Linked DNA regions of Mus musculus: regions 2 and 3 are each linked to region 1. A link is a loop called in an ENCODE intact Hi-C map of the cell type or tissue named here. Cell type or tissue: heart. All regions are shown on one strand.

Region 1 (8,000 bases):
AAAAACTACTAGGAAATAAGGAAAGTCGTGAAGGTGTTTCCAGAGGATTCACTAAACAGGGAAGACCTGCTCTGCATATGGGTGCCACCATCCTATACATTGGAGACATAAATGGAATAGAAGGGGTGACAAGGAAGCTCTCTGTATGCTGCTTCTGATTATCGTGAAGTGAGTCTTTGTGCCCTACGATGCTCCTGTGATGAGCTGGAAACTCTGAGGCCAAGGAAGCATGCTCTCTCTCAAGTTGTTTTGCTTAGATTCCTGCTCACATACAACAAACCCTACCCAGGGCTTCTGTTATATATTAACAAATAGCACATGGAACAAAGGGATTTGTGCCAGGTACTCCGGGGGATGTTGTGTGAGGTTGATTTCTTGACTATGACAAAACTGCTCAGATTCTTTAAGTGTGCTGTGGACAGGTTAAATGTCCAGAATTCACAACTTAGTACTAAAAGTCCCTGTGGCCAGATATATTTGGAATTTAAGGCTTTTCCAGATCTTAATATGGTAATAATGAGAATGCACTATTTATTCCATAGTGTTCTGCAGAGCGAGGTAAGGCCCCGTGATCAAACACATTCTTCTACAGCAAATACATGGATATTTATCTGAATACACCGGACAGAAGATATCAACTTTATTCTGCATTATAATTATTTTAATTTTTAGGCCTTTCTGGAGCGTGACACTGGATATGATGGTGAACTTGCACTGGGTGTTTTTCCCTAAACATCTAGAAAGACTAATGGGCCTCTTTTGTTTTATTCTCTTGGGGTACCAGGGATAGAATCCAGGGTCTTATGCATGCTAGACAAGTGATCTACCATGGAGTTATGTCTAGCCCAAATTTCACAGACCTTTGAGTATATCTGCATCTACACAGTCAAACACTACCCTTTGCCCTCTCCTGTGTTGATTAGATGAGGTGAATATCCTGGTGGCTGAAGAAGTAGGGAGAAGCTGAGTACCTAAGATTGTTAAATGGAGCCTGTATATCTGGCTGGGGAGTTATGGCAGGCAGGCACTAGGTGAAAAGGAAGGACATAAATAACAATGTTTTGGAAATAAATATGTTATTGTTGTTTTCTTACAAATGTTTTAAAAATGTAGATTTACTTATTTTATAGGTATGGGTGTTTAGCGCCTATATGTATGTGCAATATGTGTGTGCCTAGTGTTCATGGAATTCAGAAGAGGGTATTAGACTGCCTGAAACTAAAGTTAGAGATGGTTTTGAGTTACCACGTGGATGATGGCAAAGAAACCCAGGTCTTCTGCAGTAACAGCAAGTGCTCTTAGCCACTGGCCCATCTCCTGCCCTTTATGGCTGATTTCCTTTTTGTACTCCTTTAGTTTTTCAGATGCCCTTTAAAAACTACAAACTTGGCTGGGCCAGGGTGGCATGTCCTCTAATACCAGCCCTTGGGAGGTAGAGGGAGTTGGATCTCTGAGTTCCAGGTCATCCACAACTATGTAGTTGAGACCGTATTTAAAAAACAAACAACCAAGAAAAATGCCCCTCTCTTTCTATCTTACTGTTGTTTTCTACTCTAAGAAGTTATTGCTCTTCAGAGGAGACAGGACCAGGGCTGATGCTCATCCTAAGGGCAAGACCTTGGGTTCCTGGGAAGATAACTTCCTGTTGTTTTGGCCCAGAACTGAGGTAGGGTGGGTGGAATGCAGGCTTGAGGCCAGTGTCTCCCTGGAGGATTTCCAAGAAGACTTCCTGATTTAACAAAAACAATACAAACACAGGGAAAACTCTGGAGCCTAAGAGGAGATACCTCTGTGAGAGGAGATACCTCTGTGATGGAGGTTTGTACAGAGAGCAGCCCCAGGTCAGGGTGTCCTCTCTCTGTGTGTCCTGATGCTTAAAGAAAAAATATTGTTATTGTTATTATTTATTAGTTATTTATTTTGGGCTTTTCAAGACAGGGTTTTTCTGTGTACCTGTGGCTGTCCTGGAACTCACTCTGTAGAACTCAGAGATCTACCTTCCTCTGCCTCCCAAGTGCTGCTATTAAAGACATGAGGCACCACCGCCTGTTTTTATTGTTATTGTGTGTGTGTGTGTGTGTGTGTGTATGTGTGTGTGTGTGTATTTGGGGATATGTGCACGTCAATGCGGGAGCCTCTGGAGATGGAGTTACAGCAGGAGGTTGTGAGCTGCTGGGACCTGAAGTAGGGTCCTCTGGAAGAATAGCAAGAACTAGTAATTGCTGAGCCATCTCTCCAGCTCTCAATCTGTTCTTTTAAGCAGCTAAGATGATTTTCCAAGTCTGTCATAATGGATGCCTTTAGTCCCAGCTACTCTGGAGACTGGGGTGAGAGAGTCACTGAGGTCTAAGAGTTTGAGACCAACCTGTACAATATAGGAAGAGTCTTAAGAAGCAAAATCCAACCCAAGCCAACAAAACAGAGTTATTTTCTTACGATGACAGGTAATTTCGAATCCTCTTCTTTCCTCTCCCTCATTGCACAGTTGATATACCGTGTCATAGTGGCCTAGGCCATAAGATATGGTAGTGAAGAATGAGAAATTCATTAGTAGGGCCATTTGACAATTGGCCTTTAAATAGAGGATAATTAGACCATATATGTGTGAGGTCGAGCCTGGATCACAGAGCTCCACTAAGCTGTACTCAGAGGGGTCAACAGAAGATACTACACATCCTAACCCTGGCCCCATTATCAGCACTATATTGTGCTACAATTTTATAATATTTTCATACAACTTATATAAGTTGCCCTACTATGTTATAAAACAACATATGTGGAGAGACACTCAAATATACATGTAACTATGTAGGTGTAGTATGTGTTTGTGTTACAACTTTAATTTGCTAAGTCATAACAATTAAAATATACTACAACTTTAATATTTTTGCATTTATTTATTTATGTGGGGGAGAGGTTGTATAGGTACATGCATAGAGGTTACAGGACAATTCGCAAGACTCAGTTCTCTCTACTGTGTGGATCTCTGGAGATCAATCTCAGGCCATCAGGTATGGTGGAAAGACGATCCCCCAGTCATCTTCGCTCACCTAATTTTAGTAATCTTTTTTGGTACTTAACAAATGTATCCTGAGCCTTAAATATTAAGATATATATGTGTGTGTGTATATATATGTGTGTGTATATATATATATGTGTGTGTGTGTATATATATATATATGTGTGTGTGTGTGTGTGTATGTGATGTGTACTATATACTAAATACTACAATACTATATATTATAAATTACACATTGTATAATATATACTTTATTTAAATTATAGTATAAATTATATTAATATAGATTAATGTAATACAATTAGTCTGGCCTTGTTTTCTTCTCTGATAAGGGTAAGGGGAGCTTCAAGGAGGAGACCAGAGTGTCTGGCCTAGCTGGACACTTGGGTCAAGATCACCTAAAGTTTGGTATGTTCTGCCTGCTGCTGGGCCCTGTTTTTCAGTTTCTCCCAACGCTGGCTTCATCTACGTCACGCTGGCGCCCTCTCCTGGGTGAAATATGACAGTGGATAGGAAAGTGCTCACGCTGCTGGCTGGAAAAGGAGAAACTTCGTGGAATGGCTTTTGGGCACTGTGATGGGACCCTGGGTGGAAAGAGACTTGGAGAAGGGACCTATTTAATTCAAAGCTATGTATGCCACGCTTGGGGTTTAGGAAGTTGTTCTGAGATCGGCAATGAGGGTCCAGACTATTGAGAGAAATGCTTTACTGTTAGAAATTCAAGATTCATTTCTTTCCCTTCTGCTTCCTGACTCCTTCTGATGACTGTGAAGTACCTGGCATCCAGGAGCAGAACAGCCATCCTCCTCCGTGCAGTGAGATGGGTTGTGAATTCTCAGGAGGAGGGGAGGAGGAATTCTTGCTGAGGCCACCTGGCCAAGGCTGAGCTCTCTTGCCTTTTAGTAAATAAACAACATTGTTTGGAGGGTGCAGGGGTCTTAGCCGTTTAGTAAAAGTACGTCTTCACTGCGAATGTGGGGGTTATCTCTGTGGGGTACACAATAGGATTTAGGCCTCCCAGTCCTTCTCCTCAACATATTGGTGAGCAAGTGAGTCCCAGTGAGCTTCTGAGATAAAAATAACACAGGGAGCCCGTGGCTTAGTGCAGCTGCTGTGGCGGGTGCTTTGACCGAAGCTGGTATCAAGTTATTGGGGAAAGAGATAGGTCTTTGAAGGCTGATATCACCAAGGCAGAAGTTTTAGTCATTACAAGCAAAACAGTTTGTACTGGCACAGCTTGCTTTGCCCTTCACCCCAACCTCCTCCAACATTACAATTCCTTTCATTATTGAAAATGGAAGCTCTAAACTGCGCAACAAGCAGTTCTTTTTCTAGTCTAGAGCTTGCAGAGTCCTAAACACGGTTTAGTTTTATACAGTCAAAGAGCACTAGTGTGTGAAGCTCTGGGACCTTAAGGTTACCCAGTTTGGGAATAACGTGGATACCAACTTGCTAGTCTTGTTTGCCTACTCTGCCTCCCTTCCTCCCTCCCTCTCTCCTTCCCTCCCTCCCTTCTTTCATTCCTTCTTCCTTAGTGTTGCTCTGAGCCTGTCAGCAATGGTGGCAGAACTAACCTCTAAGGTCCATGAAACAAATTGCAAAGCTCCTGAAAGCATACCTTCCTCTGCCCATGTGCCTAAATTATCCCTAGAGGATTGATGCCACAAGCCCTTGCTTGGTTTTGGATCCAATAGGAGTGTGGCCACTTTATTGATGGATAAGAAAGAGAAAAGGCAGAGCGGCAATAAATAAATAAACAAACGAACAAACAAATAAATAAATAAGCAAACAAAAGTATCTTTAGGAAGCAGTGTATGTCTAAGAATTAGGTCCGCTTTGACTGATGAACAAAGTGGATTTATTTGAAAAATAAATTCGGACTCATTATCAGATAAGTAGTAGAAAATTGTTCCTGAGGCACTAGGGAACAAACTTAAGACCGAATGAATTCTGGGCAAGCATTCTATCAATATAGGGTGAATTGGTTAATACATGCTATAGATCCTGAATACTGGTGTATGTGTGTGTGTGTGTGTGTGTGTGTGTGTGTGTGTGTGTGTGTGTGTGCAGGTGTGTGAAGGTATGTGAAGGTGTGTGCAGAGGCCACAGTCCAACTTCAGTATCACTCCTCAGCATCACCTCTGAGACAGTCTCCCATTGGAGCCTGAGACTTCCTGACTGAGGTAGACTGGCTACCCAGTGAGTTTCCAGGATCTTCCTGTCTCTGTCTACTCAGCATTGGGATTCCAAATGCTCATCACTAGGCCTGGTCTTTTGTCTAACTGGAGAGCAGGTCCTCCTGCTTGTACAACAGGCATGCCAATGACTGAACTATCTCCCAATATGCAGAAGAGGACTTAAATCAAATATATAGCTTAATTCATTATAGGACAAAACCACACATCTTTAAAAAAAATAAATCTTGGGCTGGAGAGATGGCTCAGCGGTTAAGAACACTGACTGCTTTTCCAGAGGTCCTGAGTTCAAATCCCAGCAACCACATGGTGGCTCACAACCATCTGTAATGAGATCTGGCGCCTTCTTCTGGTGTGTCTGAAGACAGCTACAGTGTACTTATATATAGTAAATAAATAAATCTTAAAAAAAAATCTTTGCAGCATCTCCAAAAATCCCATCAGATATCTGTGCCACACCATGAGCACCACTCCTCCCACGAAGTACCCCTCTCTGGATGGTTTTTGTTTTTGTTTTTGTTTTTGTTTGTTTTTTTGAGACAGGGTTTCTCTGTGTTGCTCTGTCTGTCCAGGAACTTGCTTTGTAGACCAGGATGGTCTTGAACTCACATAGATCACCTACCTCTGATTCCTGAGTCCTGGGACTAAGGTGTGTGCCACCACATACACTTACTCTCTGGAGTTTTGTAACAATCACATGACGTGCATTTGGGATAAGATATTTGCAATATCTTATCTTATTATATTTTCTTAGAATTAATATATTATTATATGCAATATATTATAGTATACCTTGCATTATCTTAGGATTAATATCTTGAATGTTCAACGAATTCCTGCACATTGAAGAAAAGGACCAGAAATCTGATTAAAATTGAGCAACAAATATAGTAGTAAATTAAAATTAGAAATCCAAACGGCTGACAACGGGACGAGAGATGGAGCTCAGTTAACAGAGTGCTTGCCTAGTGTTCGGGAAGCCCTGAGTCTGACTCCCACGCCTCTGTAATCCCAGAATGGGGAAGTCGAGGCAAAAGGATTAGAAAGCCAAGATCATCTTCATCTACCAGTAAACCGAGTCCACCCTAGGGTACAAGAGACTCTACCTCAAGCAGAAAAGAAAGGATTAAAAACTTAAGTGATGAGAGTAGCTGACAAACATGGAAAGATGGACTGAAATGGAGATCTCTGGTTTCTTTAATAACTCAGTTGTGGCGCGTGCATGCCCTCTCACAAGACAGCTTCCTGAAGAACATCACATGCCACAACTGAGTTGTTAAAGAAACCAGAAATTTCCACTTCAATGGATGCTCAATCTTAGAGCACTTTAAGCAATGTAAATTAAGTTATGAGGTCTTACACAATAGAAGAATACATGATTACTGTATGTGAGTCCAAGGGCTTAATTCCCAGCACAAAGCAACGACAATAATAATGAAAACAAGTTATTATCACTTTGTACCGATAGGGTCACAGCAAAGTAAGACGTGACAGGTAATCCACCGAGTGTGGCAAGGATGTGAGGGAAAAGGAACCAGGAGTGTCAGTGAAGGCTTGTAAAGCTATTCTGGATGCCATCTGACTATATTTCATGAATTTAAACATACATATGCCTAACGAGCCAGCAATCTCATACACGGCACATGAGCAAGCGTATTCATCAGAGGGGTAGATATGGAAACAGGTTGGTGTTCACCGGAGAAGCAGAAAAGTAAAGTGTCTGAATACACACACACACACACACACACACACACACACACACACACAGCAGTTTCATATAGCAGTCAGCTATGGTATAATACTAGTTACAGAGGCTAAAGTCATATCTATTCATTAAACTGTACTATGGCTTTTTTTTTTTTGGAGTGCCTATATACCCAAAGGATTTACACATTATATATGTACATATCTTATGGGTTAGGGAGAAGGATAAGCAAGGTCACAAACCAGGAAACCAGGAGTGATACCTACTAACGATGGGCATGATGTTACCATGAGCTAAAGAAATTTATCTTTGTGCTTTAATCCCAGTACTTGAGAGGCAGAGACGTGAATCTCTGTCTTTCCGGCCAGCATGGGCTACATAGAGAGACTTTATTTTAAGAAAGAAGACAAAACAAAACAAAACAAAACAAAACAAAACGAAGGAAAGAAAGGAAGAAGGAAGGAAACTTTGCGTCTCTGTAGCACAGGAGAAAAACTGCCCTCAAAAATCTCACAGAAGGTGGGTATGGTGGTGTACACCTTTGATCCCGCCACTTGAGAGGCAGGAGCAGGTAACCTCTGTAAATTCAAGACCAACTTGATCTACAGAGTAAGGTTCATGACAGCCAGGGCTACATAAACCACAACACCCTCCCCACAAAAAAAGAACCCAATGGGAGGCAGAGGCAGAGGCAGAGGCAGAGGCAGAGGCAGAGGCAGAGGCAGAGGCAGAGGCAGAGGCAGAGGCAGAGGCAGAGGCAGAGGCAGAGGCAGAGGCAGAGGCAGAGGCAGAGGCAGAGGCAGAGGCAGAGGCAGGTGGATTTCTGAGTTCGAGTCCAGCTTGATCTACAAAGTGAGTTCCAGGACAGCCAGAACTATACAGAGAAACCCTGTGTCAAAAAAAACCAAAAAACAAAACAAAACAAAAAACCAAAAAAAACCCCACCCCCTCAAAAAAAAAAAAAAAAACCAAAAAACACAACAAGAAACAAAATTAGCACACAAAAGTTTCACATTGGAGATGGCAAAATGGCTCAGCGGGTAAAGGTCCTTGCTGCCAGGCCTGATGATGTGACTTGGAT
Region 2 (8,000 bases), 140 kb before region 1:
CTGTGTTGTAACCACTGTATTTTAGCTTCATACCTAGAGGAAGCCAGTGAGATTTAGAGAGGGGATCATGTGAGAACTTTTGGTGGGGGAGCAGTGGGATGACTAAGTTGGAGGAAGAACATGTGTGTGGCAGTGGAAAGTTTCTGAGGAAGGAGAAACCTAAGGGTCGTCTGCCAAAGTGGGCAGCAAATACAGGGTCAGGGTGGGCTGGAGGTGTGGGCCCACCACTGGAATAAACAACAGGGGCCACGCTGTGGGAGGAAGGACCTGACCTTGAGGATAGAAGGACCCTCCTGCGGGAACTACGGGAAATGGGGAGCCCACAGGTGGGGGAGCTGGAGGGAAAGGGGCAGGGGTGCGGCCGAGAGTTGGCATCCAGACAGGCACTGGGTTTAAGAACCCCGTGTGCCCTGGGCGGAGTGGCCAGAATAAGGCAACTGAGGGGAGGCCAGCGGCTGGGACTCGGGGCAGGGTGCACAGGGCCAGATGGGTGGTCGCCCAGGACGACCCTGCGGGTGGTTTCGGTGGCGACACTCGCAGGAAGTCTGATCGCGAAAACCGAGGGCGACCGTGGACGGGAGACTGCTCTCAAAGATGGCTCACCCGGTGGAGTGGGCGGCGTCCCCGCTGTCCCCGGGCCCTGCCGCGTCCCGGGGCTGCCCGGCTTCCCTGCTCGCGGGGCCTCGGGCCGCGTCGCGGCGGCTCCGCCATCTCCGAGCGAACGCTCCGCCGCAGTCGGGCTCAAGTACCGCTCCCACCAGGGGGAGGCGGCGCGCTGCGGCTCGTGGTGCCCGCTCAGGTCCGCGCGCTCCCCGAGCGTGGCCGCTGCGTGACCGGGACCTGGGATAAGCCGACGGCCCTCCGCAGTGCTCAGCCCAGCCGCAGCCTCCCAGCCCTCCGGCCTCGCGCTCAGCCCACCAGGGTGGACCCCGTCCTCCACGCCGGGTGGCACAGTCTGCGGAGCGTCGGGGCGGGCCCAGGGCCCAGGCCTGTCCACTCAGACCCGCGGAGGAGGGAGCCCGCGTACCAAGGGCGGGGCCACCTCCGCCTGGGGCGGGGCGAAGACTCGGCCCACCGCCTAAGAGGCTACTTCCTCCCTGCCACCCCCCAATACAGCAGCCCAGGCTGAGTTTATGAGAAGTTTTCTTCCTTGCTCCCCAAGGGAATGGGCAAAAAGATGTTCGTCTCCTAGTGAAGCCTTGTCACGCAGGCTGCTAAAATCTAAGCCCACGGCTACGAGCCTCCAACAGCAATAACACAATGGACTGTTTAAAGGTTATTTTATTAAATATCTTCAAGGTTTCATTGTAACAAAGCTATGAAGGGACTACCAACATTCAGAACAAACACTATTTTAAATTATTTCTATGTCATCATGCAAAAGTTCTGCATCAAATGCCTTCCATTTCCTGTTTAAAAGGTGGTTTGTTTTTTAAATAGTCTATTAATAGTCTATAGATGCTGACATTAGCCCCAGAAGTGGAGTAAGAACGCTAAGAAGTGGGGCTGGAGCAGCCACATGAAGCTATGGGTCTCAAAGAGCTCTAAGACCATTTGTTGTCTTCAAGCCAGCAAAACCAAACCCTGTGATGAAGGTATCTGTTGGCTGGCACTGCAGGCTGCAGGGCAGGAAGGGTCTAGGGTCCAGGGTCTGAGGCATGCACAAGTGCTTGAGGAGCCTGGCTAAATTCAAGCACCAGCACCCATGCGTTTGTTCTCTTCTCAGCTGGCTCCATACTCTGTAGTTCTCTTTTCCCAGCTCCTGTGCCTCCTGAAGGTCACCCAAGGAGCTGAAATCTACCCCCCCCCCCAATGCAGATAATGTGCAGTTGTTTGGTGGGAGGGAACCAAGACTATGACCAATTGCCTCTTCCATTATCTTCTCTGTTATCTGCCTAAGGTACAGACCTTTTCTTCCTGGAATGGACCTCCTTGAGCACAGAGAGGGACAATGAATGCAGGAGCCTTGGCTCTGGACCCCTTTGTGGGTACATGCAGGCGAGGGGGTGATGCCCATGCAGATTGTCCAGCAGAAAAGTCTATACTTCGGTTGGTCAATAAAGAGCCTCTTTAAAGAGGACACTTCTCACCCAAGCAGTCAGTTCGATCTCAAACCCAGGGAAAGAGTTGGGCGTGCAGCATGGGAAGAAGGGAGGCAGCCCAGAGGGCAGCCAGAATGCATAGAAACAACCACCAACTCTTACCCACTGCCTCACTCCTCCCATCCCACAGGGGCACTTGGCAGAGGGCCCAGGCCTAGATGAGGGTCAGCATGGGGACCACCACCATGAAAATACAAGACAAAGATGGTCCAGATCAGCACACAAACAACTGCCAAAAGTGGCAAAAGGAGCCCTGGCCAACGACTTCTGGATCTCTCCTTGTTATGTCAGGAAAACCAACAGGAAACAAAGTAGCAATCCCTCCCCCTTTCCACCAGCAGAAATCGGGCCTCAGTCTCAGGCCCACGTGCATTGTGCATCCTCTAGAAATGGATGAGTTAAGTGCATGTCAGACGAACTCGAGGTTTCTCATTGGCGGACACACTTCTGCAGCACCAATTCTCTTCCTGTCTACGCTAACTGGACCGGTACAGCAAAGTCCAGGCTTTCAGTCCTGAGGCCACGCCTCACAGCTGCCTCCACACACAGCAGGCTGGCAGTGCTGCATTCTCTCCAATGTAGGTCCAGCGGCCACGGTGTTTGCGTCTTTCTCATACTAGGTGTCAATGCATGGTCTGACGAAGTCCACTCCTAGAACTGGGGTGATCAGGCCACCTCTGGGGCTGCAACCACACCATGGCTTTGTCCATGACCAAAGCTCTGTCAAGAGTCCTTGCCTGGTCCCCCTGAATCCATGGGGGCCTGAGGCCAAGCTCACCTCTTCAATACTGGTGGGTGAGCCCACTGTTCATGCCTGGATGAGCATCACACAAACTCCTGTCTCCTTGCAAGCCAAGGGCTATCAGTTGTTTTAAAACGCATCATGGTATGAATTCCGTTTTTTTAAACAATCTTATTTTCTTTTTTTTTTTTTCTTAAATGTAAAAAACACCTCGGTACAGCAGAGACAGACACGAAGGGCGGGCGGGAGGGCTGCATGCAGGGGCGTGCATTGGCTGCTGCCGCTTTGTAATTGAATTGTTTTAAACCTCAAACGAACAGGACCGCCGCTGTCACTCAGGCCCTCCAGAGTCACTGGCTGCGAAGGTTCAACCTCCAGCTGGAGTCTCCTAATGCCCCTGTCAAACAGAAGAGGAGGTGGGACAGACAGAAGAGGACGGTGAGAACACAGGTAATTCACAGCACACACTTGGCTGTGTCCTTGAGAGGACTGGTACAGGAGAGGCTAACGTTTAAACACAGCACTCTCACATTTGAGGGCCTACTCAGTGCTTTAATATGGTATCTTAATCCTTACCATCCATCCTTTGATAAGTAAAGAAACTAAGGCTCAGCAGGGGAAGAACGCTTGCACCAAATCTGGAGTCTGTCTGATTACAGAGCATAGCTTATCAAAACTACATTGCCCAGTCTGTCCCACCCCTCTGGGAGGGCCCGTACTTCTTCCTAGAGAGCCACCTCCTACCCTTCAGCTATTCAAGCCATCTCTCCCCTTCCCAGTCCCTTCTCCCCAACAAGGAGCACCTGTGGCTGAGCTCACTGTAGCGGTGCGGCAGGGGCCCCTGAGCAGTGATAGTGGACATTGAGCCACTTGCCATCCCGGCGGTGCCACACCCGGGTCTCCTCTGACTGACTGGTGCGAGGCCGACCCTGCCCGTCGATGTACTGAGTGAGCCGGATATAGGCGATGCAAGCTGCGTCCTCCCCAATCACGTGGACGTGAGGGTTTAGGATGGTGGTGTGGATAGGCTTGCTGTTCTTGGACAGGACTGCAGGGGGCAGGGCAAGGAAGGGGAGGTATCAGGCATTAGGCTTGGACACTCACCTTTCTGCCAGGCTGCACCTTCTTGACTCTAGCTCCAGCAGCCATTTCTAGAATCCCCAAGTACCCCAACATCGCCCCACAGAGGCCACGATCCTCCATTGCATTAGTTTCATCCAAAAGGAAGAGAATGTGGGTAACAAGTCTAGCAACCACACTTCATCAGGTATTATGCGGAGGTTTTACATGCAAGAGAAATGTAATTTTTTACTGATATTTTCTTCACTATATGAAGGGAAAAAAAGACTCAAATCAAATAAGATATTTAAACTAAGGACCATGTGGCTCTAATAAAACCTGTGGTTTTTCTACTTGGTTAGGCTGGTGTTTCAAAGTTCTAAACTTATTTTGCCCCTAGCTAAGGCTAGAAGAGAAAAATCATAAGAGCCATACATTCAAAATCAATTTGTGACTTAAAAAGAAAAGGCACATCAAAGTTTGAAATCTCCAAAGCGCCCAGCTCAGGATCCCCCCAAGTTCCCAGGGTTCTCTGGAGCTGGACTGGCACTTCAGCATATGTCTGATTCCCTTTAGTTCATTCCAGTACTACAGCGGCTGCAAGAGACCTCCCCTAGAACGAAGATAAACACTGCTCTGACTACTAGCGTTACTTAGATAGCTAAGGGATTACGAAGGCAGCTACAGTGTGGGACAATCACATGCACAGAGTCAGTGGGGGAAAACAGCCACAACATAAAACCCAGGGCAGAGCAGAGACACGAGGGATAAAGTGGACAAGAAGATGGGAAACTGAAGAATGAGGGTAGAGATGGAGGGCGTGATGATTCCGTTCTGGCACTTGCAGGAGCTTATAGACCTCCCCTATCCAGATGCTCGGCCCCCTCCGTGTCCAGGGCATCCTTGCCACAATCTCTGACCTCACAGTTCACCATTACTGCTCTGTTACTGGCTTACACATTCTTATCCTGTTCGCAATTTCCTTTATTGTGAACCCTGCAGACACAGACCTTCATTATTACTTGCTGAGATCATCTTGAATTAATCTTGAAGAGTTTACAGTCTGTCTTGGAGACAGGTGCTGCTTAAAGAAATACAGTGACCCTAATGGTGATGCTCACCAGCGCCTGATACAGCTGCCAAGTGAACGGGCACTCAGCTTTTGAGCAGTGCCAGTTAAAAGCCACCAGGGACAAGGAAGCGAGCGAACAGAGCAGGATGCAGCGGGAAGGTCAGATAAGGCAAAGAGAGGTAACTAGGGTCAAGGGTGGGTAGGGACAGAGGCAGGGGTAGAGGGGCAGGCAGGAGTTTATCAGCAGCACGAACCCACTCACGATTCTCAAAGTAAAACTTATGGAAATCCATTCCTTCCACGAGGTTACCAAGGGCTTCTGGCTCAAAGGATGTGAGGCCCGGGTCACAAATCTTCCTGCAAAAAAGAGGGCCGAGGGTCGGGTGGAGGGTAAAAACAGCCTGTCAGGCCTCTATGGGACTACAGGTCTTGTTCGTCAGTTGGGTTGAGCTACAGCTGACAAGACAACACTCCTCAGGTTTGACTGCGGAGCCATTAGCAGTCCTCCTCTCCCACCCAGAGTCAGGACGACAGGGCAGGCAAGCAGGCAGGCAGGCTCAGTTGTGGGGAGTCTACCTAGAAGGAATCCGAGCGAGGGAGCGAGCCTATGGACGCAGGGTTTGATTCAGGCAGGGATTAAGGTCCAGACTACACTTGCCACAGGATCAGAGACACTTTTTTTTTTGGGGAAATAGAGGTAGACTTGGGAGACAATCTGAGGGCTATGGGTTTTTACTCACGTGTAGGCCTCAAAGTCCCCATTGTTGATGGCTTCGATCAGTTGTTCTGTGATCTTAATGATTTCTTGTTTTCTCACTGTTGGGAGGAAAAATCCACCAATTTACCTGCTGGGCAACTTCCCAAGGGGCAAAAGAGCCCTCCTCTGTCCTTCAGGGATCCCTTGTGATCTTTGTCAAAGACGTCCTCCTTCTCTGTCTCTTAAGGCCCTGTGTAGGAGGAGGAAGCCCACCCTTCTCGCCCCCTCTTTGGCATCTGAAGAGTTAAGGACTGCCTCCTTCCTACGCCCACCCAGTAGTTATGGACCTGTGACCTCTGCCTCCTCTCCATCAACAACCGGGTTGCAGAAAACATCTAATTGTTTAGCAGCTAGGAGCCTGTGATGTCATTAACCCTCCCTCTAGTCAGAGTCTGTGTATTAGCAGGGCTAGCAACTCTAGATACGGCTGTTCTAACCACTTCTTACACCAGAAAGGGCTCATTCAGGCTGCAAAAATTACTGCACTTGTAGCCCTTATTCAGTGGTCCAGAGCTTAGTCTGCCTGAGAACAAAATCAACCTAGAGATAAAGTTTCAAAAGGATGACCAGAGAGCTAGGTTTGCTGCGTGGATCTTTTTATAACACTCATCTCTCCCATGAGGCTTTTCTGGGATAAGGGATCTTGGGACTTGGAAACCTTTGACAGCTTCTTTCATCTCATGAATAAGCTTCATGAGAGACTAGAAACCTATACCAGCTCTCGCATCAGGATGCGTTCCTATAGAAAATCAAGACAAGACTGAGAGGGAGGTAAGTTGATACCCTCCTTCCCTACCCAAGGGGCACGTGGTGACATCTTTGCTCTCAGGGTTAGCTCACTTACAGAACGAGAGCCACTATTAGCAGGGGGTGTCTCTAACGTAGGGTGAGCTTGGGCTGAGTTCAGGCTAACCCTAACTGTAACTGGAGCCCCAGGCTGGTCCAGGCCACAAGCCTTTCCTCACAGGCGCAAGAGGCTGCAAGACAGACAAATGTGAGCATTAGAACAGTACCAGCATGACGTAGCTGGGCCAGCACAGCTGAGGGCAGTATGGGGGGTGGGGGCAGCATAGCTAAAGGTGAAGCCAGGAGGGACTTCCACAGAGACCACTGACAGGTGGGCAGCCTGAATGGATAAGCAGGGGCTTAGGGAGATAAGCTCTGTCCTTTGTCCAGAGAAGCAAGCAGGTATGTCTACACAACACTTCCCTATGAGTTCCATCAAACTTATCTGGGGGACCTGACTTGGGGCCTGTGGGTGATGAAGATTGGATTTAGGATAGACAGTGTGGGGCAACGAAACCAAGAGAGGTGACTTTAACACAGAAAGAACTACAGACATAAACCTGAATCTTAGGAACCCTGGCAGCTACTACTGTGCTTGAGGTGGGGACCCCCTCACCCCCAACAGATAAGGAAACTGAGGCTCTTGGAAGCTAAGGCACTTGACAGACTGTTGAAAGTAGCATAGCTGGGATTTATGTTTCCTTTGGGGACAGGTCTCACTGTGTAGTTAGACTGGCCCTGAACAAAACGGAGACCCTTAGGCTTCAGCCTCAGGCGCCTGAGTGCTAGGAGTATAACTGTGTACCACCACACTTAGCTAAGATTCAAAATCAGGGCTGTCTCATTCAGAGCCAATGCTCTTAAGATGGCTGAACCACAGAAAACTCTAACCCCAGCACAATTCCTAGGCTGTTGCAATGTGCCCTTGCCCTATTCCCACCTCATGGACCTGACTTCTCATCGTTCTTCCTGGCTGTTGTCAAATCAAAGCCTGCTACACACCCCAGTGGCCTTCTATGTCCCACTTCCACACCGTGGTTTCCCACCCACTCTTCTCTTTCCTGGTCTCCAAATTCAGGCCTGCCTGGGACTAGTGCCTCCAGCTGGCCCCCGCCCCTGGCAGACACCACGCCCCTAAAGCTGACTGACAGGCAGCTGGGCTAGGCTGACTGCTCTTGGGGGAATCCCTGAGGGGCTTCAGGAAGAGCCAGGGAGTTGGAAGCCAGAATGTGCCTCCCTCACACTTACTGGCTGAGGAGCAGAGAGAAGGCTGGGGCTGCATGCCTGCAGAGGGGGCTGTTCTGTCCCGGGGGCTCCGTCCTTCAGGCACCAAGCTGCCATTCCCAGTGCGGAGTGGGGCAGCTAGCCAGCCAGGGCAGGGCAGGGCAAGGCAGAGCAGCCAAAACAAACAGAATAAGGCAGGTGAGCGAGCAAGCCGGACAGGACCCAAGCCACTGGCACTGCAGAGCCGGGGCGAGGTGA
Region 3 (8,000 bases), 150 kb before region 1:
ATGCCCACGCACTGAACCCCAATGAGATTCAGCGGGCCTTGGTGCAGTGCAAGGAACAGGTACTTCCAGATTTCAGCCCTCCGGGCATGGGGGAACATCACCGAACATTTTTCCTCTAAAAATGTGTTTGTGTGTGTGTACGTGTGTGTACATGATGGAGTGGGGGTATGTGCCACATTGTATGCGGAGGTCAGAGGACAGCTTGTTCAAGTTTGTTCTCTCCTTATACCATGTGGATCCTAGGAATCAAACTCAAGTTGTCAGACTTGGCAGCCTGCCCTCCCTCCTCCTCTCCCTCGCTCTCTTCCAAGAGGTCTAAGTTTCTATGCGGAGCTTGAACTTACAATTCGGCTTCAGCTTTCTGAGTAGCTGGGACATCTATTATTTGCGGGTTAGGGACCTTCCCTTGATTCCGTCAGATGCAGGAGTTTATGAAGAATCTAATTTTTTCTCTCATTGTAACATTTCACATATTGCAGGTTGAGTATCTGTTAGGTTCAAGATTAGAAGTGTTTTGGATTTTAGGTTTTCAGAGTATTTTCTTAAACCTGAGTGATCTTGGGGATGGGACCCAAAACTAGGTTTGAAATTTTTATTTCATATGTTAATTACGTACACATCCTAGAGATAATCTTGTGTCTCTTGGCCTCTTTCTCGTGTATGTATGTATGTATGTATGCATGCATAGGAATTGGATCCAGGGCCTCATGCAGACCAGGCAACCAACTGACTTAGTCTCCAGCCTTGTTTGTGCACGAAGGCATATTTCATGGTATTTTCCTCTTGAGGTATCAATGAGCCTTGCCATTCAAAAAGTTTCTGATTTTAGTGTTTTCCATTTTCAAATTAGGAATACATACTATGTGTTGTATTCTATTGTGTGTGTGTGTGTGTGTGTGTGTGTGTGTGTGTGTGTGTGTATGCATGCATGCGTTCTGCTATAATCCTAAAGCTAGGATCAATTCCATCACAACACACAAGCAAATAGAAGGCTGACTACTCAGGGCTCAGGCTGATTCCTGAGTATGATGAGCTTTGGGTGTGCACGAGGGAACAATTATTTGTTTGGTGCCTGTGTGAAGTTCTCACTGCTGTTAGTCAGTGAGTCAGTCAGTGCTTTGCCCTCTGATGCCCCTCAACCAGTCCTCCTTCCTGGGTAGGGCCTCTCCCCCTAATGCTTTGCTCCTTTCCAGGATAACCTGATGTTGGAGAAGGCCTGCATGGCCGTGGAAGAGGCAGCCAAGGGTGGGGGCGTATACCCTGAAGTGCTGTTTGAGGTTGCTCATCAGTGGTTCTGGCTTTATGAGGAGACAGCAGGCGGCTCGTCCACAGCTCGTGAAGGGGCTACAAGCTGTAGTGGCAGTGGGATGAGGGCCGCTGGGGAGGCTGGGCGGGGACTCCCTGAGGGTAGGGGTGCCCCAGGGACTGAACCTGTTACAGTGGCTGCGGCAGCAGTGACAGCAGCAGCCACAGTGGTTCCGGTCATCTCAGTGGGGTCCAGTTTATATCCAGGTCCAGGACTGGGGCATGGCCACTCCCCTGGCCTGCACCCCTACACTGCTCTCCAGCCCCACTTGCCCTGCAGCCCTCAGTACCTCACCCACCCAGCTCACCCTGCCCACCCTATGCCTCATATGCCCCGGCCTGCCGTCTTCCCTGTGCCCAGCTCTGCATACCCACAGGTGAGTCTGGTGTTTCACAGATGGTGTGAGGCATGTGGAGAACACTAGTTCATAGGGTTGCAGTACTTTGGGTGTGTACTAGGGCTGTCCAGGAGCCCTGGTAAGGTGGTGGGAAATGGGAGACCAAGGCAACTAAGTAAGAAATGTAAGAATGCCTGTTTGTTACCTAACCAGGCTTAGTATCTGCTCTCCTTTTGCCATCTACTATAGGGTGTGCATCCTGCATTCCTGGGGGCGCAATACCCTTACTCAGTGACTCCTCCCTCGCTTGCTGCCACAGCTGTATCTTTCCCTGTCCCTTCCATGGCTCCCATCACAGTCCATCCTTACCACACAGAACCAGGGCTCCCACTGCCCACCAGTGTGGCCTGTGAGTTTCGGGGACAGGGAGCAGGTGAATGGAGGGGAGGTGCGCTGAACATGGGAGGGAGGGAGGGCATCTCCTGCACCTCTTCTCTCACATGGCTTTCCATCTCCCCTCAGTGAGCAGTGTCCATCCAGCATCTACGTTTCCAGCCATCCAGGGTGCCTCACTGCCTGCTCTGACCACACAGCCCAGCCCTCTGGTAAGCGGGGGTTTTCCACCACCCGAAGAGGAGACACACAGTCAACCGGTCAATCCACATAGCCTGCACCATCTGCATGCTGCTTACCGTGTTGGTAAGAAGTCCCTTTCTGTACTCCTACCTACAGCTGAGTGAAGTGAGGGGCTCTTCATTTGTTTACTGTGGGTCAGGTACCAGGATGGGGGAGAAGGTGAAGGGTATATATCCGATTGTGTGCCCATCTGTGTTTCCTAGGGATGCTGGCACTGGAGATGCTAGGTCGCCGGGCACACAACGATCACCCCAACAACTTTTCCCGCTCCCCCCCTTACACTGATGATGTCAAATGGTTGCTGGGGCTGGCAGCAAAGCTGGGTAACACCTCCCCTCCTCAGGACCATTGTCCCCCTGTTTCCCTTCCCTTCCTATCCCAGACCTCCTTCCTAGCTCTTACTCAGAGTTGAGGCCTTGGTCGGGTATGTGTGCGAGCGCAGGGGGGTGGAGGATTACCTCAGCTCCTGGGGTGGAGGGTGGATCTCTGTAGGGCTAGAGCTGAGATATATGAGTGGGTCCCTAGGGCAGAGGTGGCCACCCCCGTCTCATGCCCCTCCCCTGCCCCTCAGGAGTGAACTACGTGCACCAGTTCTGTGTGGGGGCAGCCAAGGGGGTGCTGAGCCCGTTTGTGCTGCAGGAGATCGTCATGGAGACGCTGCAGCGGCTGAACCCCATTCATGCCCACAACCACCTTCGAGCCCCGGCCTTCCACCAACTGGTGCAGCGCTGTCAGCAGGCATACATGCAGGTGATAACTCAGGAAGTATGGAGAAAGGTGGAACACCTCCTGGGCAGTTGGATCAGATCCCTCAGCATGTAAGGGAAGTGGGGCCCCGGTTGTATGTGCTTTGTGCTGATTCCCCTCCAACCCACCCTCCAGTACATCCATCACCGCTTAATTCACCTGACTCCTGCCGACTACGACGACTTTGTGAATGCAATCCGCAGCGCTCGCAGCGCCTTCTGCCTGACACCCATGGGCATGATGCAGTTCAACGACATCCTACAGAACCTCAAACGCAGCAAACAGACCAAGGAGTTGTGGCAGCGGGTCTCTCTGGAGATAACCACCTTCTCCCCCTGAGTCTGGTCCCTGGAGGGCCCTATTTAGGGACACAGGCCTGTGGCTATGGGGAGCCCTCACACAGAGGGTCAGGCGACTCTTGGCTGGACAGATCATCCCCACTCAATTCCCTTGTAGCCCAGACTGGCAGCTGCTCTTGGGCTGTAGCTTGGGGCCAAGATGTCTCAGACCTTAGAAGTCTAGGGTTGGGGGAGACAGCTTTGTCTGGGAGAGGGCGTTGGGTGGCCTCTGGTATTTATTTGGCATTTATAAATATATAAACTCCTTTTTTACTCTATTTTCTGGGTCTTTGCCTTCTTCCTTGTGTAGAAGAGCTGTGAAAAGACAGCTGATACCTGCTGTAGTTTAGGGTTTGTTTTCCCCTACTGCAATGAAGCAGACAAAACAGAAAAATAAGGATGTTTATTAAGGACATTTCTAGCCCACAGCTAGGGCTCATATATGGCTCTATGAGCAACTGTCTGACCTCATCCCCATTCAATGTGAATGACATTAGAGAGGCCAGGCCACAGGTAGATCCCACTGTCTTGACTAAAGAGGCCATAGCGAAGGGGCCTCTCAGGGGTAGGCATTGACAGGTAAACTGCTGGGCACGAGGAAGGAAACCACTGAATATGGTCTTCTTACCCCTTCCCAGGACCCTCTTCCTCACCTCCCAGGTTCATAGGTCAAAGGTACCTAGTACCATGGGGGGATGCCAAGGGAAGCCCCTTTATTAGGTCCCAAAACTATGGGAAAGAGATGGATCCCCTCCCTTTTCAGCCATTCCAATCCTGGGGGCCACTGAGGTAGAGGGGTAAGGGGCCATGTTAATCCCCCTGTGGGTTCTGCTCTAAGACTTGCCCCTCAGTGAAGTTAGCAGGCTTTTTGCTGGTAAAGAAAGACTGGGGCATCAGCCCACACTGGAATGTTGCAATTCTTCCCGAAGCCACAAGGGGGCTGGCTGGCCAAGCCGACTCAGCAGCTTTGATAGCTCCAAATTATGGTTCCGGAAAAAATCCGTAAGGAAAAGGCGAGACTGATGGGAGAAAAAAGTGAGAGGAGAAACAAATAGTAAAAGATACAGCAAGGTCAGACCCTGGAGGTGGAGTGGCAGCTGTAACCCAGGTTCCACTTACCTCCATGTCCATGTCTGGGTACCTCCGGCCTTTGCTTCTCCCAAGACAGCGAGTCTTACCACCTTCAAGGCCCTGGCACCAAAATCCTTTATCTTCATCAAACCTACTCAAAGGAGCAGGCCGTCAGGTGTCAGCAAGAAGGGTACTCAAGGCACCGACCCTCCTTGCCCAGGGAGAGATGTCTCTTCCAAACAGAACCTCTTTCCCTTTCCCCATAAAACCTTCCTTCCCTTGGCTTATGCTCTCCCACCTGAGGGTCCTCGTGTAGTTCAGAAAGGGGGTGATACCCAGGAACTTCTGGATGATCTCCATTGAGGCTGCCGGGTTGACACGAAGCTCCTGCCCATCCATAATCAGCAACTGAAGGGACAGGGATGCGGTTCCCTTTCAGTTGTTAAGAAGACTGGGATGAGGGATGGGATGCCCTAATAACGGCTTTTGTCGTACCTGTCCAGAGGGATAGTAAGTCAGCCAGCGTTGAAGATGGGTAGAATAGTAGCCAGGAACAAGACAACGGTTCTGCAAGGAGCGAAGTAGCAGAGGGGCCTGAGAAGAAGCTGAAATCACTTGGTAGAAGGTGTAGTTCAGAGCAATGGGGTCTCCATGTGCTCGCTGGTGCTGCAGGACAGAAAATACAAAGGGATAAGGTGCTCATTTGACAATGGCTCTGGCCATACTCTTGTCTGGTGACAACAGCATTGGTACCTCTCCTTAAGGGCTAGTTTAGTTTCCCGACTCTCATTCCTTTCTGTGTCTCTAGCAGGAACTACCTTCTCCACCTCTCCCTGAAGGCCCAATGCCCCTCACTTGAGACACACCTGGTACCAGGAGTAGGCCCTGTCAGCAGGGTTGATAAGCACAGTGATTATCTTGGCTCTTGGCAGAAGGGCAGCCCCCCGCCGTGGTACGACCTCCGAGTCAAAGTAGGTGGCACTTTTTTCAAACAGGAAGTCAGTGCTGGCATTGGAAGGAACAGGGAAGAAGTCCATGTACCTAGAGAGAAGCAGAGGAAAGAGATCTCAGTGGCAAGCCCAGAGGCGAGCTGGCGAGGCTGGCTATCTGCTGGAGAAGGCTGTGCAGCTCTGAGGAACAAGCAAGGGGACCCAGGCTCACCAGTCGATCCCCTTGTGGTAATTAGGGCCATTGAAGAACTGAATCTCCTCAAAGGTGCTGGGGCTGGGAAAACTGCTTGTGACAGCTGGGTGCAGGCTCAGGAAGAAGTGAATAGCCGTGGTGCCTGCAGGAAGAGAAAGGTCAGCCTGGTCCAAAAGCAGCCTGCCCAACAGCAGGAGCTTGAAGGAAGTAAGGAAATACTCACTTGTGGGTTGTAAAACTCCCTTCAGCCAAAGCAAAGGGAGAGAAAGCAAGTCTGAGAGGCCCAGGATGGGGCCAGTGGCTCTCACCCTCCGCCTTATCTGAAGCGCTTGTAGACTCCCCCTCCCTAGCACTCAGGACTGACTCTAGGCCTTTAAAAATGCTTTGCCATAGAGCTGTGGCTTCTGACCTCTTTGCTTTTCTTATTTTGAGGTTAGGTCTTACTAAATTGCCAGGCATCCTTGAATACACTCTGTCCAGGCAGAGGCTAAAGCTCACACTCGCCTGCCTGTGCTTCCCAGAGTGCTGGGACTACAGCCTTTACAACCACGTCTTGCTATCTAATTGACTTTTGAGACAGGATCTTATGTGGCCTACGCTGGCCTCACTTCCTGTATATATAGCAAGTGAGGGCTTCTGATCCTCCCTGCCCTACTATACTAGCTTTATGATGGGGCTGGAATCCAGGGCTCTGTACATGATCAGCAAATACCCCAGCCTCTATTTATCTATCTTTTAAACTCTGTGACAGAACCAGGTAAGTGGCTTACAAATGTAATTACAGTACTTGGAAAACTGAAGCAAAGAGATCAGAGGATTGGGGTTGGCTTGGGCAACGAGACCCTGTTTCAAAAACTAAACAAACAGAGCCAGGCGTGGTGGTGCACGCCTTTAATCCCAGCACTCAGGAGGCAGAGGCAGGTGGATTTCTGAGTTCGAGGCCAGCCTGGTCTACAGAGTGAGTTCCAGGACAGCCAGGGCTACACAGAGAAACCCTGTCTCAAAAAACCAAACCAAACAAACAAACAAATAAAAACAAAAACAAAAAACCAACAACAAAAAAAAATCTAAACAAATAAAAAACACAAAATTAAAAATATATACATTGTAGTGCAACCTTTATTCCCAGCACTTGGGAGGCAGAGACAGGCAAAGATCTCTGGGAGTTTGAGGAGTTCCAGGATAGCCAAAACTACACAGTAAAACCCAAGAAAACCAAAACCCAAACAAAACAAAACACAGTGAAAATAACTGATTCTCTCAAGCTGTCCTGCACATGTGTATACATACATACATACATATATGTGTGTGTATGTGTATATATATATATGCAAGCACACTAAATAATAATTAAAAAAATAAATCCTTTCCTCAAGAGACTTGAATAATGAGAAGTAGGTATGAGAAGGCAGCATAAGATAAACTGTGGACAATTTACCTGTCTTCTGTGGTCCCACAATGAGGAACTTGGGGAGTCGATCACAGGTTTTCTCCTTGGACCAGATATCTTTGTGCCTCTTGTCATCACAGGGATTCTGAAGGTTAGGCCACGAGTCTGATAAGGACTAATCCTCTAACCCTGACCCCCACTCAGATCAGGTCAGCCTGAGCTCCAGCCTTACCTGCCACAGGGGGCTTCGTTCCTGAGGAAAAAGTTCAAAGTACTTTTGTGCAAGAGGGACAGGAGGAAGGGTCTGTAGGCGCAGTCGTGTCCAGCACTGGAGGAAGCGCACCAGGCTCTCAAAGGTGTACAGGCCCAGCCGGTCATTTCCATAGTTTGACAGATGGGTCATAAAGACACTGATCTGCAAGAGGATGCTTACCTGTGAGACTTAGAGAACCCCTGTCCCAGAACCAGCATTGGTGCACAAAGGCTCTGGCTTGACAACACTTTGGCTTTCTAGTCTTCTGGTTTCCTTTTGGCACCTTACCGGATTAAGCAGCACTGTCAGAAAGAGCTCTCCACCTCGGATGCTTCGATCTAGTTCACGAGAACCTCCAGGATACTCATTATAGAAGATCGTGTGGGTGAAGAGGCCACATGTTTGCCGGGGGAGCACCTGAGAGGAAAAGAAGATACAGGGATAGATGCGATGTGAATGGTAAGATGGAGAGCAGATATGGACCAACGTCAGGACGCACTGGAGTTCCCTGGCTTCAGAGAGGCCTGGTTTGAAGTCATAGTAAGAAAATTTACTATATGCAGGGCTGGAAAGATGGCTCAGCAGTTAAGAGCACTGCTTTATTGCTGCTCTTCCTGAGTTCAATCCCCAGCAACCACAAGGTGGCCCACAACCATCTGTAATGGGATCTGATGCCCTCTTCTAGCACGCAGGTGTACATGCAGATAGAGTACACACACATAATCAAATCTTTAAAAATTTTTTTACTATATGCCTTAGCATTTTTTGTGGATACCTTG

The links. A loop is a pair of places that touch in the nucleus more often than their neighbours do. Peaks named below come from ENCODE experiments on the same cell type or tissue, not always from the same donor. Only the 100,000 strongest peaks of a DNase experiment are listed, where the experiment ranks them.
Region 2: it touches region 1 in a loop (3-fold over the local background); 9 of 42 quality-filtered maps call a loop at or near these places.
Region 3: a loop joins it to region 1, with 2.7 times the contacts of the local background. A loop is called at or near these places in 7 of 42 quality-filtered maps.

Annotation. Positions count from the first base shown.
Region 1 is chr14:20,870,015-20,878,014 of GRCm38, forward strand. No RefSeq gene overlaps it. Among named protein-coding and RNA genes, the nearest start is that of Gm30212, 14 kb to the right of the region's middle. In heart, a CTCF peak has its summit at 3,509 (motif pointing left); DNase peaks (open chromatin) are centred at 1,677 and 3,497; H3K4me3 peaks cover 841 bases; H3K27ac peaks cover 541 bases.
Region 2 is chr14:20,733,612-20,741,611 of GRCm38, forward strand. Ndst2 (N-deacetylase/N-sulfotransferase (heparan glucosaminyl) 2) reads right to left here and starts at 951. Exons shown (of 15, transcript NM_010811.2): 1 at 604-951; 2 at 1-33. It overlaps Camk2g (calcium/calmodulin-dependent protein kinase II gamma), which reads right to left. Exons shown (of 21, transcript NM_001360186.1): 18 at 5,716-5,791; 19 at 5,238-5,332; 20 at 3,648-3,892; 21 at 1,262-3,241. The coding sequence ends at 3,660. In heart, CTCF peaks have their summits at 800 (motif pointing right) and 3,899 (motif pointing right); DNase peaks (open chromatin) are centred at 990, 2,490, 2,580, 3,830 and 3 weaker places; H3K4me3 peaks cover 1,709 bases; H3K27ac peaks cover 3,458 bases.
Region 3 is chr14:20,719,978-20,727,977 of GRCm38, forward strand. It overlaps Zswim8 (zinc finger SWIM-type containing 8), which reads left to right. Exons shown (of 26, transcript NM_027996.3): 20 at 1-59; 21 at 1,194-1,682; 22 at 1,893-2,052; 23 at 2,166-2,342; 24 at 2,483-2,602; 25 at 2,851-3,029; 26 at 3,162-3,642. The coding sequence ends at 3,365. Ndst2 (N-deacetylase/N-sulfotransferase (heparan glucosaminyl) 2) reads right to left here. Exons shown (of 15, transcript NM_010811.2): 7 at 7,510-7,638; 8 at 7,201-7,383; 9 at 7,017-7,113; 10 at 5,597-5,720; 11 at 5,302-5,476; 12 at 4,931-5,101; 13 at 4,734-4,843; 14 at 4,484-4,586; 15 at 3,753-4,383. The coding sequence ends at 4,258. Among named protein-coding and RNA genes, the nearest start is that of Ndst2, 11 kb to the right of the region's middle. In heart, a CTCF peak has its summit at 4,293 (motif pointing right); DNase peaks (open chromatin) are centred at 1,594, 2,956 and 4,134; H3K4me3 peaks cover 716 bases; H3K27ac peaks cover 1,186 bases.